Linked DNA regions of Mus musculus: all the other regions are linked to region 2. A link is a loop called in an ENCODE intact Hi-C map of the cell type or tissue named here. Cell type or tissue: heart. All regions are shown on one strand.

The links. A loop is a pair of places that touch in the nucleus more often than their neighbours do. Peaks named below come from ENCODE experiments on the same cell type or tissue, not always from the same donor. Only the 100,000 strongest peaks of a DNase experiment are listed, where the experiment ranks them.
Region 1: it touches region 2 in a loop (5-fold over the local background); 41 of 42 quality-filtered maps call a loop at or near these places.
Region 3: it touches region 2 in a loop (2.3-fold over the local background); 6 of 42 quality-filtered maps call a loop at or near these places.

Annotation. Positions count from the first base shown.
Region 1 is chr17:35,175,778-35,180,777 of GRCm38, reverse strand. Aif1 (allograft inflammatory factor 1) reads left to right here and starts at 4,726. Exons shown (of 8, transcript NM_019467.3): 1 at 4,726-4,805. It also overlaps the pseudogene Ncr3-ps. In heart, a CTCF peak has its summit at 2,090 (motif pointing left); a DNase peak (open chromatin) is centred at 2,037.
Region 2 is chr17:35,229,600-35,234,599 of GRCm38, reverse strand. The region is part of intron 2 of Nfkbil1 (nuclear factor of kappa light polypeptide gene enhancer in B cells inhibitor like 1); the gene reads left to right. Among named protein-coding and RNA genes, the nearest start is that of Nfkbil1, 3.7 kb to the left of the region's middle. In heart, a CTCF peak has its summit at 2,383 (motif pointing right); DNase peaks (open chromatin) are centred at 1,039 and 2,399; H3K4me3 peaks cover 1,442 bases; H3K27ac peaks cover 1,398 bases.
Region 3 is chr17:34,847,987-34,852,986 of GRCm38, reverse strand. Skiv2l (superkiller viralicidic activity 2-like (S. cerevisiae)) reads left to right here and starts at 2,783. Exons shown (of 28, transcript NM_021337.2): 1 at 2,783-2,853; 2 at 2,988-3,091; 3 at 4,553-4,662; 4 at 4,762-4,879; 5 at 4,969-5,000. The coding sequence starts at 2,832. Nelfe (negative elongation factor complex member E, Rdbp) reads right to left here and starts at 2,596. Exons shown (of 11, transcript NM_001045863.1): 1 at 2,399-2,596; 2 at 1,994-2,076; 3 at 574-643; 4 at 326-471. The coding sequence starts at 2,068. In heart, a CTCF peak has its summit at 2,587; a DNase peak (open chromatin) is centred at 2,716; H3K4me3 peaks cover 2,373 bases; H3K27ac peaks cover 1,798 bases.

The sequences.
Region 1 (5,000 bases), 54 kb after region 2:
TTAAAAAATGCCCTTCTGGGCTGCAGGCAACCTAGTAGCACTGGCTTCTGGAAGAGACCACAGGAGACAGTGTTGTGAAGTGCTTTTCTGCACCCCTCAGGGCTCCCACCAGACACCCACTGGAGCATCTAAATTCCACATCTTCCTTTCCTCCTTCTCCTGTCCCCACGCCCTGGTTCCCGAGCAAACCCCCAGTCACCTGGATAAACCATGATGAAGATGACCAGGAGCACCTTGGCCATGTCTCCTGTTGGTGAGGCGGACAGACCTCAGCAGTGAGGTCTAAGTAGAGGAACGACTACCGGCAAGTAGGACTCACACGTGACTTGCCAAGAACCTCTGCTGTGTGGGACTTTGGGCATCATAGGCATGTCCTGCTAAGGAGAAAAGATGGCACCGATGGACATGCCTGGGGCTCTCTGGAGGCAGCTAGTGGACAGGTGGCATAGAAGGACAGGATGTCCTCATGTTTGATTTTATAAGATTGGGTAGGTGAGACCAGGATGTGGTTCTCTCACTTCTGAGGTTTAAGACCAGACCTTCTGACACCCTCCAGCTGAGAGACTAGGCTCCTCACCTCTCCTTTGTCCAACTATGCGGGGCTCCATTGCCTCCATGCCTCCCCAGTCTGCCTTTCCCTCTGGGCAGCAAGCTGCTGCTGGTGGTAATGATGTTACCAAGGACAGTGTCTGGTCGCTTCATCTGTAGGGGTTGGACCTCTTCCCCCAGCAGTGTTGACAGAGGAGTTAGAGCTATCAATAGATATGTCTGAGTTTTCATTTTCCTATCTCCTGGAAAAGAGCATTCCCAGCAGGAACCTGCTTTACCGTGCCTTCTTCACAGTCTTATTCATGAGCAATCCATTCGTTTGTAATTTTAGCTGCTGTTTAGCTGCCTTTTTGTTTGTTTGTTTGTTTGTTTTGTTTTTCGAGACTGGGTCTCTCTTTGTAGCTCCAGTTGTCCCGGAACTCACTCTGTAGACCAGGCTGGCCTCGAACTCAAAGAGATCCATCTGTCTCTGCCTCCTGAATGCTGGGATCAAAGGTGTGTGCCACCACAATCAGCCTACTTAACACATTTATTGAGAATCTACAAAGTGTGAGTCACAGGAGATGTTGTTCACGGGCACAAGTGGTGTTACCTGTAACAGCGGGTCACATGGGTGCCTTTATGCCAGAGTTTGTACTTTACAGACCCACAGGAGATGAAAAAGCACCTGGAAGAGAGGCCTAAATTGTAGCATGCCACGCGTGACGTGGGCTCAGCCTCACCATCCATCCTCCCGGTCCTTTTATTCTCTCCCAATTTTTGTATGCTTATTTGTACAAATGTCTACCCAGGCATGCATGCCAGAGCATATATGTGGAGGTCAGAAGAGAACCTGTGGGAGTGGGCCCTCTTTCCACCATATGGGTCCCAAGAACAGAAGCCAGGTCATCAATCGGTTTTGGTGGCAAAGGCCTTTATCCACTGAGCAATCTCGCTACCACAATCTTTCTTAGGTTTAGGGTTGGTTTTGTTTTTTTTTTTTCTTTTTTATTTTTTAAATAAGAAATGTTTTGCCTGCCTGTTTACATGTGCACCCTGTGTATGCCTGGTGCCCATGGAAGTCACAAAAGGGCATCAGATCCTTCTCCGGAACTTGAGTTCCAGACGGCTGTGAACCACACTGTAGGTGCTGGAAATGGAAGCCGTCCTCTGTGAGAGCAACACCTGCTCTTAACCGCTGGGCCATCTTTTCTAGCCCTTGACCCCATCTTTGAAACTAATGCATTTTTTCCCTCCTTGTGTCTGTGAGGGGCTCTGTTCTGTAACAGGTTGATGTACTGTCTAGTTGCTTCTCACTGTGAAGTGACACATGACTGTTGGAGAAGCAATGTCTCATTGTTAAGAAGGCTGGCTTGGAGCACTTCCAGCGCTTGCTCCCTCCCAAGCTACTCTCTCAGCCACCAGGATAACCACACCACTTGGGAAGGCCTCATTGGGTCATCTGGCCACCAGTGAGCTGTGGTGAGGCCTTCTCCTTAAGGTAGCTAAGTGGAGGGTGTGGGTCCCGGGTGCCATGGGCAGGTACGTGCTGCCCCCTGCTGGGGACCTGAAGCATTTTGGCTTCTCCATAGGGCCTCAATTCCCCTTCCCAAGATCTTAGTTCCCATGCAGAGTAGGTGAGGAAAACACGTTTCTTCACTATAAGCCCATGGTTTGGGAAGGGAGGTACAATGGCCTTCTGGTTTGAGACGAATATTGTATTTTCTTGTCTTTTCTTTTGTTTTATGTGTATGGGTGTTTTGTCTAAATGTATGTCAGGTCACCTGTGTGCCTGGTGTCTACAGAGACAATAGTGCATAGGCTGTCTTGGGACTGGAATTAGAGGCAGTTGTGAGTTGCCATAGGGGTGCTGGGAATCAAACCTGGGTCCTCTGGAAGAGCAGCAGGCATTCTTAGGTATGCTGAGCTGTCTCTCAAGCCCCCAACCTATGTTTTCACGATGCACACTCTGACACAGGGCAGTATTCTGTAGCCCAGGACTTAATGGTTTGCATGGCATCGTTCTGAACTAGACTCCGTGTTCACTACCTGTGTGCACATCTGTAAATCGAGAACTGCAACCATGACTGTCCAGACTTCCCGCCCTAGCTACTTAGTGTATATAAGGCTCTCCTCCTACCCTTGGGTTGGGGTGATCCAGGAGATCACCGGGCCTAAACTTAAGAGGACTCTGCTCCTCTTACCTTTCTCCCAGGTAAGAAAGACTTCCAACCATCTTACCATAGCTATGGATTCTAAGACACTGCATGAATGCTTTTGAGATCAGTCCATGTCTTAGTCAGGTTACTATTACTGTGATGAAATATCATGACCAAAAGAAACTTCGGAAGGACTTTTTGGGCTTACAGGTCCTGAGTTACACTGTCCACTGAGGGAAGCCAAAGCAGGACCTCAAACAGGCAGGAACCTGGAGGCAGGAGCTGATAAAGAGGCCATGGAGGTATGCTTCATACTGGCTTGCTCCTCATGGCTGCTCAGCCTGCTTTCTACAGAACCCAGGATCACCAGCCCAGGATGGCCCCACCCACGGTGGGCTGGGCCCTCCTCCAATCATACTGATTGCGGGCATTTTCTCAGTTGATGATCCCTCTTTCAGATGATTCTGCTTGTAGCAAGTTGACAAAACTCTCCAGGGCAGTCCATCTAGAGTAAGTCATGGCGTATGTGTATTCAAGAACAATTTTCATTATCTCAGACTTTCTAGGGAAGTTAATAGTTTTGTTATTTTGTTTTGTTTTGTTTCGTTTTTTTTTTGTTGTTGTTGTTGTTTTTGACAGGATCTCAATTATGTAGTTCTTGGCTGGCCTTGGAACTATGTGTAGACCAGGCTGGCCCTGAACTCAAGAGATTCACCTGCTTCTGCCGCTTGTGTACTAGGATTAAAGGTGTGCACCAACACACCCAGCCTTCAAAAATATATATGTGTGTGTGTGTGTGTGCGCACACACACACACACACACACACACACATATATATACTTTTTAAAAATTTATTTTTGGCTTTTCGAGACAGGGTTTCTCTGTATAGCCCTGGCTGTCCTGGAACTCACTTTGTAGACCAGGCTGGCCTCAAATTCAGAAATCCGCTTGCCTCTGCCTCCCGAGTGCTGGGATTAAAGGCGTGCACCACCACTGCCCGGCTATCAAATTATATTTTAATTAACTTAAGACACATCCTACTCTGTAACCCAGGATACTTGAACGTTGAGTATGTAGATCAGGTTAGCCTTAAATATTCAGTAACTCCTTGAATTAAAAAATTAGTTCTTGGGCTGGCGAGATGGCTCAGAGGGTAAGAGCACTGACTGCTCTTCCAAAGGTCTTGAGTTCAATTCCCAGCAACCACATGATGGCTCAACTACCCATAATGAGATTTGATGCCCTCTTCTGGTGCATCTAAAGACAGCTACAGTGTACAATAATAAATAAATCTTTTTAAAAAAATTAGTTCTTAGGGTTAAATAAATAGCTCAGCCAAATAGTGTTCTGGCTGCTCTTCCAATGGACCTGGGAGTCTGTGGCAGCTCGCATTCTCTCATAACTCCTGCTTCAGAGTATCCAACACCCTCAATTGGCCTCTGGAATAGAACTGGTACACAGACAAACATGTAGGCAAAAGACCCCCGTGCCCACAACACACATTTTTTTTAAAGTTATTATTCAAACCAAGCAATGGTATTTTGTCCTGTATGTCTTTATTAAAAGTGTCACTGACTTCAAATCACAGCAGTTGGAAGGCTGAAGTCAGTTGTTCATCTTCAGCTATGTACTGAGTCCCAGGGCAGCCTGGGCTATATGAGATTCTGTTTCAACAAGATGAAAACAAGAGATCATGGGCTGGAGAGATGGCTCAGTGGTTAAGAGCACTGACTGTTCTTCTAAAGGTCCTGAGTTCAAATCCCAGAAACCACATGGTGGCTCACAACCATCTATAATGAGATCTGACACCCTCTTCTGGTGTGTGCCTGAGGACAGCTACAGTGTACTTATATATAATAATAAATAAATCTTTTTAAAAAAGAAAAAGAAAAGAGAAAACAAGTAGCCTGTGGGCTACTGACACTTGAAAGAAATCTTGGCAGTACAGGTACCTCAAGAGGACTGCTGGCCTCAGGAAAGGCTGGGCCACTGTGACCTCACAGAAAGGTAGCCGTGGTGATAGGCACCCAGTTCCTCCATCCTATTGTTTCCCTGTCAGGCTCCTCCAAGGCCCAAACTAACTGGAGCCAGACGAACCCTCTGATGTGGTCTGCACAGGTCAGTCTCCTGGGCAAAGAGCAGGGCTGGAAGAATGGAGGGTAAATAGAAGGCTCTCAGGGCACACACACGTGTGTACACACACACACTCTCGCTCTCTCTCCCTCACTTTCTGGACAGTGCATCCTTTTCCAGGCAGCACAGTCAGTTCACAGGCCTTAGTCCTCTAGTCACCCCCGTGAAGAGCACTGAACC
Region 2 (5,000 bases):
AAGATTTATTTATTTTATGTATATGAGTACACACTGTAGCAGTACGGATAGTTGTGAGTCTTCATCTGGTTGTTCGGAATTGAATTTTAGGGCAACCGCACTCTCTCCTGCCCATATTTATTATTATAAATAAGTACACTGTAGCTGACTTCAGACGTGCCAGAAGTGGGCGTCAGATCTCACGACAGATGGTTGTGAGCCACCATGTGGTTGCTGGGATTTGAACTCAGGACCTTCAGAAGGGCAGTCAGTGCTCTTACCCACTGAGCCATCTCACCAGCCCGATTGTTTTTGTTTTTGAGTCAGGGTCTTACCGAGTCTCTCAGGCTGGCCTCTGCATCCCAAGTGCTGAGGTTGTAGGCATGTGTCTCCCACACCCAGCCGCATAGCTCGCAACTCTTTCTTTACATTTCCTAGCTTTCAGCTCAGTGACTACTTTGTTTCTTTGATGGTTTTTTACCTTGCAGTTGACTGCTCAGGTCAGATCCCAGCTCCACTCACCCCACCCCCACCCCCTTAATTTTGCTTCTCTCCTTGCATAATCAAAACAATGGCAACCTTGTAATAATGCCACAAACACCTTACAAAGTATCCATGCTTTGTCACATGATCAGCTGGGCCGGCCAGAGGACTTGAAACTTTTACTTGGTGTTATGCCGGAGATCTGCTGCTGTGTGTTAGGGATGGACTCATGTCCCTTGACACATACCAGGCGCCAGACCAGTTTTCTTCATTCTCACCAAAATTCTGTAACAAAAATCCTACTTAAGCTGGTGGTGCGGTCTGGAGGCGGAGGCAGTCCGGGCTCTGCAAACTCAAGGCCAGTCTGCTCTACATCCAAGCTAGCCGGAGCCACGGTAGAGAGACGTCAACAAAACATCTCCAGTCAGCATCGGTAGTGGCTCCACAGTGCAGACAGCCTCTTTCTAGTTCATTTGTGTTACTTACTGGCAGATAGCCAGCCCAGAAACAGCCTCCCCGCCTAGAAAGACAGGAAGTTCACAACACACTCCTGTAATCCCAGCCCTCGGGAACACCTCAAGGCCAGTCTGGGCAGGGCCTAAGAGTCTCAAAAAGTGAAGGAAAAAAAAGCCATCAAGCAGATCTCACCTAACCTACATGGCGGCTATGGTGTGACTAGTTTTATCCCGCTGAGGTTAACACTCAGGGGTTTCCTACCAGAACCCTGCACTCTCCTGCCCCTGCTCCCCCAGCCTCTTGACCTAGCCCCAGATGGCATACTTCTAGATCAGTTTTGCCAAATCCCACAGTTCTGGAAACAGCGTAGGTGTTGCCTTTGCAGTGACAGCAGAAGCAATTCCCTGGAGAGCAGCTTCCAGACTAGAACTGGAGGAGAGGCCCGTCTGTTAAGAGACGGACGGCCTTCTGCCCACAGATCAACAACCCTGCTCACTCACTCATCTCCAGCTTGGCCTCTCCTTGATCAAAACCAAAACCAAACCCAAAATCCTCTAACACAAATAAGATGGGCCTGCGTAGTTGATTTTCTTTAAGCTTAAAGAGAGGAAGGCTGCAGCTGCCTGGCTGAGTTTATTATGGGATACCTGAAGAGAAGAAGTCCCCAGACTCCTGAATACGTCCTGTGGAATCTTTATATACCACCAGTAGGGCTGTTCCAAGCAGAGTAGCAAGCCGGAAGCAGCCTCACTTCCAGTTTGAGGTTTTAAGAGCAAAAAAAATGCAATTGTGGCGTATACAGAAAGGCAGCTCTGGACAGCTGCAGCAAGCAAGCTTTGCTTACAGAAGCAGAGAGGTAGCGGTTAGATGGTCAGGCAGTTAACCTTCAGCTCAGAGTCACACTGTACAGGAATTTATGGCTGGACCAGAGACCAGTTTACTCTAAGAGCTTATAGCCGTTCAGTTCACCCAAGGTTGTTATAGCACTTAAAGTATTCTTAGGTATGCTTTCAGGAGATGTGTACCTAGATAGAGTTCAGCAGCCGGCTACAGTTTAAGAGGCAGCTCCTGGGTGGTAGCAGTGTGGTGCCTAGGGTTGCCGCTTACGGATCCTGAGGCCTGCACCCTTACCTCGGGAGCTTGTTCGCCTCCGAAACGGAGGTTGTAATAACACATGAGCCACGGACTGGCTGCAGCTTTGCTACGTAATGATAAGTTCCGCGGTTCAGTTAACTTGGCTGAGGATCTCCTAATGGTGGAATAGGCACCGCCACTGTCGTATAGAATTCTGAGAAACATGTGAAACATTTAACACACCGTGGCGAAAGTGAGGCCTCCCTGGGGAGTTTCGGGAACTTGTCTGCATGTCACAGTTGAGAGGTTGCAATGGTCCAAAGAGGAAACCATCCCTCCACACTTCTCCCAACCCCTGGTCTTTCAGACCGTTTTCCCGGCACCTGCCAGTTCTGCCACGAGGTGGCGCTCTAATCCCAACTTCATCTCATTCAGCGGCTGCCCGCTGCTTTGAAGATAGTTGAATGAGATTGATCCATTGAGCAGATTGAGCGATTGAACCTGCAGGAGTCTCCCCTCCACTCTCCTGTTAGGTCAGAGGGCTGCCCTAGGACACTGAAATGACTGGGGAGCGGGGGGTACCACACACAGTAGGGGGCCAGAAGAGGCTCACATTTTAGGCTTTGTGTGTGTGTGTGTGTGTGTGTGTGTGTGTGTGTGTGAATGTCATGGAAGATCAGTTTCAGCTGTCAGAGGGACCCATCAGTAAAGCATGCGTCAAACAGTGGCCACTCTGCAAAGAGCAAGCATGAGTGGACACTGGCAGGCAATATAGTTCTCTCCGTTTTTGGGGGGAGGGAAAAACAAGCTATCATTCTGATGTTAGGGTCTGGGGTTTAAGGTTTGCTTTGGTCTTCTTTAGGGTTTGGCTTGCTGGTTTGCTTGGTTTTTTGTTTTTTGGGGGGGGGCAGGTTGTTTGTTTTGTTTTTGTTTGTTTGTTTGTTTGTTTTTACATAGATTCTTTCTGTAGGCTTGTCTCTTCTGGAACTCAGTATGTAGATCAGGTTATCCACAAACTCAGAGACTGATCCGGTCCCTGAGCCTAAGTCCAGGGTTGCAGGTGTGAGCCCGCACCAAGCCTCATCCCCAGCCTTCGTTTTTCTCTCTTTAGTGGAGACACCACCATGTAGCCCTGGCAGCTCTTGACTGATATTCCTGACCAAGACGCAGGCCTGCACCTCCAGGCTTGTTTTGTGGTTATGTGACACTCACTGTGTGCTGATCCGTCAGCACGGCATAGACAGCATCCACTGCCTCCCTGATCTGCGCAGTGGAGCCAGAGACGGCCTTGTTTCAGAATGACTGGGCACAGTTGATGTTCCACCTATCCTTCCAGCCTCGCATTCTGCACACCCACAGACCTGTCACCTCGGCCGCAGTTGTCTTCAGTGACCCTAGCACAGGTTTCACAAGCCTTACCCCGTCAGGAAGTGGGTTGTGAAAGAGTTTACCAGAGCCAGACATGGTGGCATAGGCCTGCAATCCCAGCACCCAGGAGGCAGTGACGAGGATTACAAGTTCAAGGCCAGCCTTGGCTACAAGGCCATCCTGAGCTACAAGAAACCCTGCCGGGGTTTGGGGTGCCAGAAATAAATAGAAGGCAGACAGTAGAGAGGAGCTGTCTGCACTTGGCATCAGGAAGTGTTTTCACACCATGGTACCCTGGTCGTTTAGGTCTCGAGGGAGGGACACTTGTGTGGGCTCATGTCAGATGCTCAGCTGGATATTCCTCTACTGTGGGATACTTGTCACAGTGTAAGTTATTTCTTAGAGTCCAAAGTTGTCATGAGTTACCAGGGGTCAGACCCTGATGGGCTGAGCCTGCTTGTTAGAGAGAATTCTCTGTAGTGCTGTTGTGAGATCGACTGCAGCCTGGCTCATTGAGCTTTGTTCTTCTAATCTTAAAATTTAGTTTTGTTTTTCTATCTGTGTGTAGAGGTCAGAGGATACAGTTGTTGGTCCTCAACTCTCATTGTGCTTGAGACAGAATGTTTTTTAAGATTTATTTATTTTATTTATGTAAGTACACTGTTGCTGTCTTTAGACACACCAGAAGAGGGCATCAGATCTCATTACAGATGGTTGTGAGCCACCATGTGGTTGCTGGGATTTGAACTCAGGACCTCTGGAAGAGCAGTCAGTGCTCTTACCCGCTGAGCCATCTCTCCAGCCCATCTTGTTTGTTTTCCAACCATGTCCTCCAGGCTAGCTGGCCCATGAGTCTCTATGGACTCCCAACTCCACCGCTTATCTTGCAGTGGGAGTATTGGGATTGCAGATGTGGGCTGCTGTGGCTGGGATTACAGATGTGTGCTGCTGTGGCTGGGATTGCAGATGTGGGCTGCTGTGGCTGGGATTGCAGATGTGGGCTGGTATGTGGGATTTCAGGTGTGATTGCTGGGGATGCGAACCTGAGTCCTCAAATTTCCGTGGCAAGCGCTTTACCAATATTGTGTTCTTCCAGACCCAAAATTAACTCTTTCTGGTCTTGCTCAAAGACAGTAGCAGTCTTGCTTGATCCCAGCCCTGGGCAACCAGCCATCACAGAACATCACCCGCACACCCCTACGCATGAGGCTCACAGAAGATGGAGGCCATCATCTGGAGTTGCATCAGGGCTGAGTGCGGCCCTTGCCCACAGTGCTGATATGTCAGAGTCATGAGACCACAGGACATCAACTTTGTTGGAAAGAGGAGGTGGAGTTACTGTTGAAGGGGACCAGAGGTCAGGCTGTGACACCAGAGCAGGGGCTCCTGGGCGGTGGGAGGCAGCATCAGTGTTTACGTAGTGGCTGCTGTTCCTGAGGCAGCACCATCTGGAACTGAGAGACCTGAAATCAGGGAGACATTGATTTACCATAAGGTTGAGTAAGCAAGGGCCAAAGACACACAGCAGACTTAAAACAGAGGTTCCTGAGAGCTGAGGGAGTCCAGACGCCTAAAAGAGCTGCTAGGAGCTGCCCCACGGAGGCTGGTGAAACCCCCGAGTTAGACAAAGCAACAGCTGC
Region 3 (5,000 bases), 380 kb after region 2:
GCCTCAAACTCAGAAATCTGCCTGCCTCTGCCCCACAAGTGCTGGGATTAAAGGCATGTGCCACCACACTGGGCTCAGGTTTCTTTGTGATAGACAGAAACCTAGCGCTCCAGTGGGCTGCAGTGGCAAAAACTACTTCTGAGGCTGAGGCCAGAGCATCACTTGACTCCATGAGTACAGTCAGACCCTGTCTCAAGGAACAAGAAAGAAACACCCTAAACTCAGAACAGCACAGGTTGCTCATATGTGAGCATGCATGACTTCCCCCACCCACCCCCTTCCAGCTGATGCCAGGACGTTCCAGACAATCTTCCTGTGTGCTCACCTTTAACTTCCCTTCCAGGGTCCGAGAACGTTTGAAGCCTGAGTTCTTAGTTTCAGCCTTGATGGCACTGATGGCTCCTGACTTCACCAGTTGTTTGGCCTGTTCTGTTGCTGTGGCAGTGTCCACCACAGGCTGCTCTGACAGTGCTGGGGAGAGAGGGAGGGGGAAGGAGAGAGGCATTCATTATGCTGGCTGTGGAGGGAAGCCCTCTGCTGCTGCCCCCTGGACTCTCTGTCTCTGTCACTTACAGCGTTTGACACCGCCCTGGCTCGCTGGGCCGCTGCTGCTCTGCTTCTTCAGAGCCAGCAATGCCTTTTTCTGGAAAGGAGAGAGGTCTGTCAACCAGGGTCTGGTTCCAGGGCCAGTGTGTGTGGCATCCTGGTCCTGGAGTGGCTCATCCTGCTTCCACATCCTCACGAAGCCCACAGTACTTAACCTAACCAAACTATGGTGTCCAAGGCCTTCCAGTCTCACATTTTGGAAACTGAAAACCAAAAACACCTAAGCCCTACCATATAAGCTGCAAATAAGACCTGAATCCTTGGGGATTTTATCCACCCATCTCCCATCTTCTGCACATTTAATGAGGCCATGCAGAATCAAAACACATAGTTCCCACCCTTAAGGAATTCAGAACCCAGGAAACAATGGCTAGACTGACAGCCAAGAATAATCAAGGGCACTAATCACTCAGGGCTGAGTATAAGCAACACTTTCTGATGCATAAGCAGCTAGTAAACTGAGACCTCACAGAATTACCCAACACAGACAGAAAAGATACTTTAGACAAAGAAATTGGGGTTGCAAAAATGCAGAGGAGGTTTTGGAAGGCAGGTTTTAAGAGAAAATAATTCTCTCTTTTGACAGGTATGGTGAGCTGATATTTCAATTCTATACATGATGTGAAACCTCGGAAGTGTTTTCAATGGATCAGGTGTGCCTTCAAAACAGCAAAGCCAGACCCTGTCAATGAGAAATTACTCAGAGGTTTCACTAGTAAGGAGAGTGCTGAGGACGGTGTTGTGCACCTAGAGTTCCACTTCCTGAGAGAAGCTTAGGGAGGAAGATACCAGGAGCCCAGGAGTTGAAAAAACAAAACAAAACAAAACAAAACAACCCACCCAACCCGGCCACATACTGAGATCCTTGCCAGGGGTAGTGGTAGGGGACAAAGTGGAAGAGGAACTTAGAAACCATCGACAGACTTGACAAATGTTTTGCTGTGTAAATAGTACAGAAGCCAGAGGTGAGGCAGAGCCATTCCAGGCTACCCAAAGCCACATATTTTCAATCCAGCCTGGGCTAAGTGTGAGACCCTGTCTGAGGTGGAGTGGTGTGTCAGAGATGAGAGATTTTAAGGCCTATTAAATGCAGTTGGTTATCTAAAAGCGAAGGGAGGGAGGTAGAGCAGACAGGAGGAGCACATTTACTTGGGCATTTGATGGTTCACAAGGCTCTGGGTGGTACTGAAGCCACAGGGACGATGATAATTCCATTGGGGATGACCAGAGAAGAGGGAGGGTTCAAATAAGACTGGACGATGCTGCCAAAGCTCCACTGAGAGGTCCCCTTCCGGTAGGAGGCAGGAGGACTCCCATGGCCTTACAGTCAGCCCAGGTGTCCCCAGAGTCTGGAGAAGCCGGGCCACCACGCTTAACTAACTCCTACCTTCTTCTTGAGTTTGTTGAACTTCTTCTGCAGTGCCTCTTCCTCTTCACTCAGCCCCGGAGGTATCACCAACATGTTGGCTCCTGGTTCAAGGGCAGAACCCAAGACATCATTCTCTACTGTCACCATTCAAAATTCACACGTCGTCCAACTTGCGTCCATCCTGTATGCACCCCAACCTCCAGGCCCGCCTACTCCAGCCTCTGGCCTTTCCCTAACCCCTCGTTCCTCCGAGGCTGCTTGTCCAGCCTCCTGTTTATGGTAATCAACCGGCATTCCCGCCTATGTCCAAGGTCCAGACACTAGAGCCTTGGGGTACCTCAGCCCGGAGAAGGGAAAGCACTCCCTGCGACGCCAAGGCGATGGCTCCCGACCCCCATGCCCAATGGGGTTAGGTCAGCCAACCTCGGGGTCCGATGGGCAGAGAAGGCGGCCGGGCCCGCGTAGCGCTATCTGGGCAACCAGAGGAGGAGGAAGAAGAACCAGGGGCCGCGCGGGGAAGGCGCGAAAGATGTGAGACGAAGCCCTCACCTGAGGGGGCGGCGCCCGGGCCCGCGGTCTCCGGCGCCGCCGCGCGGGCTACTGCGCGCTGGCTCGCGGCGATGACGTAAAGGGGCGGGACACGCGGTAACCAAGGCGGCGAGTCGCAGTGACTTCCGCCCGGCCTTGCCCGGCTCCGAGTCAGGCTTCGGCGCCGCTCTCGCCCACGCTCCCGGCGGGGAGTGGTGGAGGAGGGGGCGTGTCGGAAGTAATTTCAACTTCCGCCCTTCTCGGGGCGGGGCCGGCTCCGTGGTTACTCTGAGTTTCCGGGCTGCTCGGGAGCTGCCGCGGCTCCAGGATGATGGAGACGGAGCGACTCGGTGAGGGGGAGGGGAGGAGAGTGGACGGGAGAGGAGAGGAGAGGAGGGGAGGGGAGGGAGGGGGGTCCGCGGAAAGGACTAGTTAGTAGACAGGAATGACTTGTGGCTTTTAACCTGTGACCTTTCCCTTGTAGTTCTGCCTCCCCTAGATCCCCTGAACTTACCCCTTCGAGCTCTGGAAGTGGGGTGCACTGGCCGTTGGGAGCTGCTGAACGTGCCAGGGCCTCCAGAGAGCACTGTGAGTGACTTTTGACCCTCACCTTTGACCTATGAGCCTAAAAGAAATTCCACCCTGCTCACAGGAGGATGTAGCTTGACACTGTCATCTTGGCCTCCGGCTCATGCTGGACAGATCCCACTCTACTGGAACTCCAGTAGGTCGGAGCGGGGAGTGCTGGAGACGCGAGCTCTCAGAGCTGCCCCTTCACCTGTATCTTTCCTCCTAGGAGGTTCCTTCTCTCTGCATAGCTCAGAGCACTTGGCTCTTTTAAACTGAAGCCTGGCGTGGCTCACACCCTTATTCCCAGCACTTGGGAGGTGGAGGCAGGCAGATCTCTTGAATTGGAGGCCAGTTTGATCTACATACCAAGTTCTAGGCCAGCCAGGGCTATGTAGTGAGATCTCATCCCCAAAACAGAAAGAAAAGAAGCAGAAAATTTAAGACTGGCAGAATGACTTATTAGCCCAGAGATTCTCCACCTTTGATTCACTACCCATTTGAGGGTGGAATGACCCTTTGACAGGGGTCACATCACATATCAGATATCCTGCACACCAGACATTTACATTAAGATTCATAACAGTAACAGAATTACAGTTAATAAGTAGCAACACAATTATTTTTCGGTTGTGGTCAGCACAACAGGAGAACCGGTGCATTAAAAGGTGGCAGCATTTGAGAAGGTTGAGAATCACTGGCTTAGCCTATTAAAGCGCTTGCCCATGCAAGTCTGATGAGACACACGTAAAGGCAGCGAGAGAGCCAGCTCCACAATGTGGTCTTCTGACTGCCATGTGTGCATGCGTGTACCCATGTCCACCCATTACACACAGACCTATACATACTAACACATACTACTACAAATAATAAGAATTCTAAAATGCGAATTCTCAGTTGAGCACATAGCTCACTTGGTATAGCGCTTGCTCAGCATACACAAAGCCCTGGTTTTGATCCCTGGCTCTGCATGATAGTCAGGTGTTGGTAGCTCATGCTTGTCACCCCCTCACTTGAGAGGGGGAGGGATATGTGTACACACACACACACACACATCAAGTTGGATGCAAACATGGGTTTCATGAGAGCCTCTCTCAAAATAAGAATGCAGATTGCTGTGTCTGGCCTCTGTGTGTCTGAAATCAGTGATTTACCTTAGTTGGTATCCTGGGACATCTACCATTGGATCTGAACACAAGTTCCATCGCCTCTTTTGTCTACACGCTATCCTTTATTAACCAACTTAAGGTTTCTTCTTTTTTTTTTTCTTCAATTTATTTATTTATTTTATATACGAGTAAACTGTAGCTGTCTTCAGACACACCAGAAGAGGGCATCGGATCTCATTACAGATGGTTGTGAGCCACCATGTGGTTGCTGGGAATTGAACTCAGGACCTCTGGAAGAGCAGTCAGTGCTCTCAACTGCTGAGCCACCTCTCCAGCCCCCAACTTAATACTTCCTATCTCGCCCTTGTCCCAGCTCCCCCATGGCCTCCCTCCATGCGCCCCAGATCTGTGCCAGGAAGCAGAGCAGCTGTTTCTGTCGTCTCCAGCCTGGCTTCCTCTACACGGTGTAGAGCACTCAGCTCGGTGAGAAGTCTGCAGCCTCCCAGATTGGAGAGATGGACCAATGGAAGGAAGCTGGGATAGGGAGAAAGCCGACTCCAAAATTCCTTTCCTTCTCTCCAGAAAATGGCAGAGGAAGACGGATCCCTGGTCACTCCTGGCTGCCGTGGAGACTCCAGTCCCATCTGACCTTCAGGCCCAGAGACACCCAACCACAGGCCATATACTGGGCTATAAGGAGGTGAGAGGTCAGAGGCCCCAAGAAATGGAATTGGGAGGAAGGGTCAGAAGCAGGCTTGGTCTCACTGGTTATCCAACCTCTTGTCTCAGGTCCTGCTGGAGAACACAAATCTGTCAGCTAC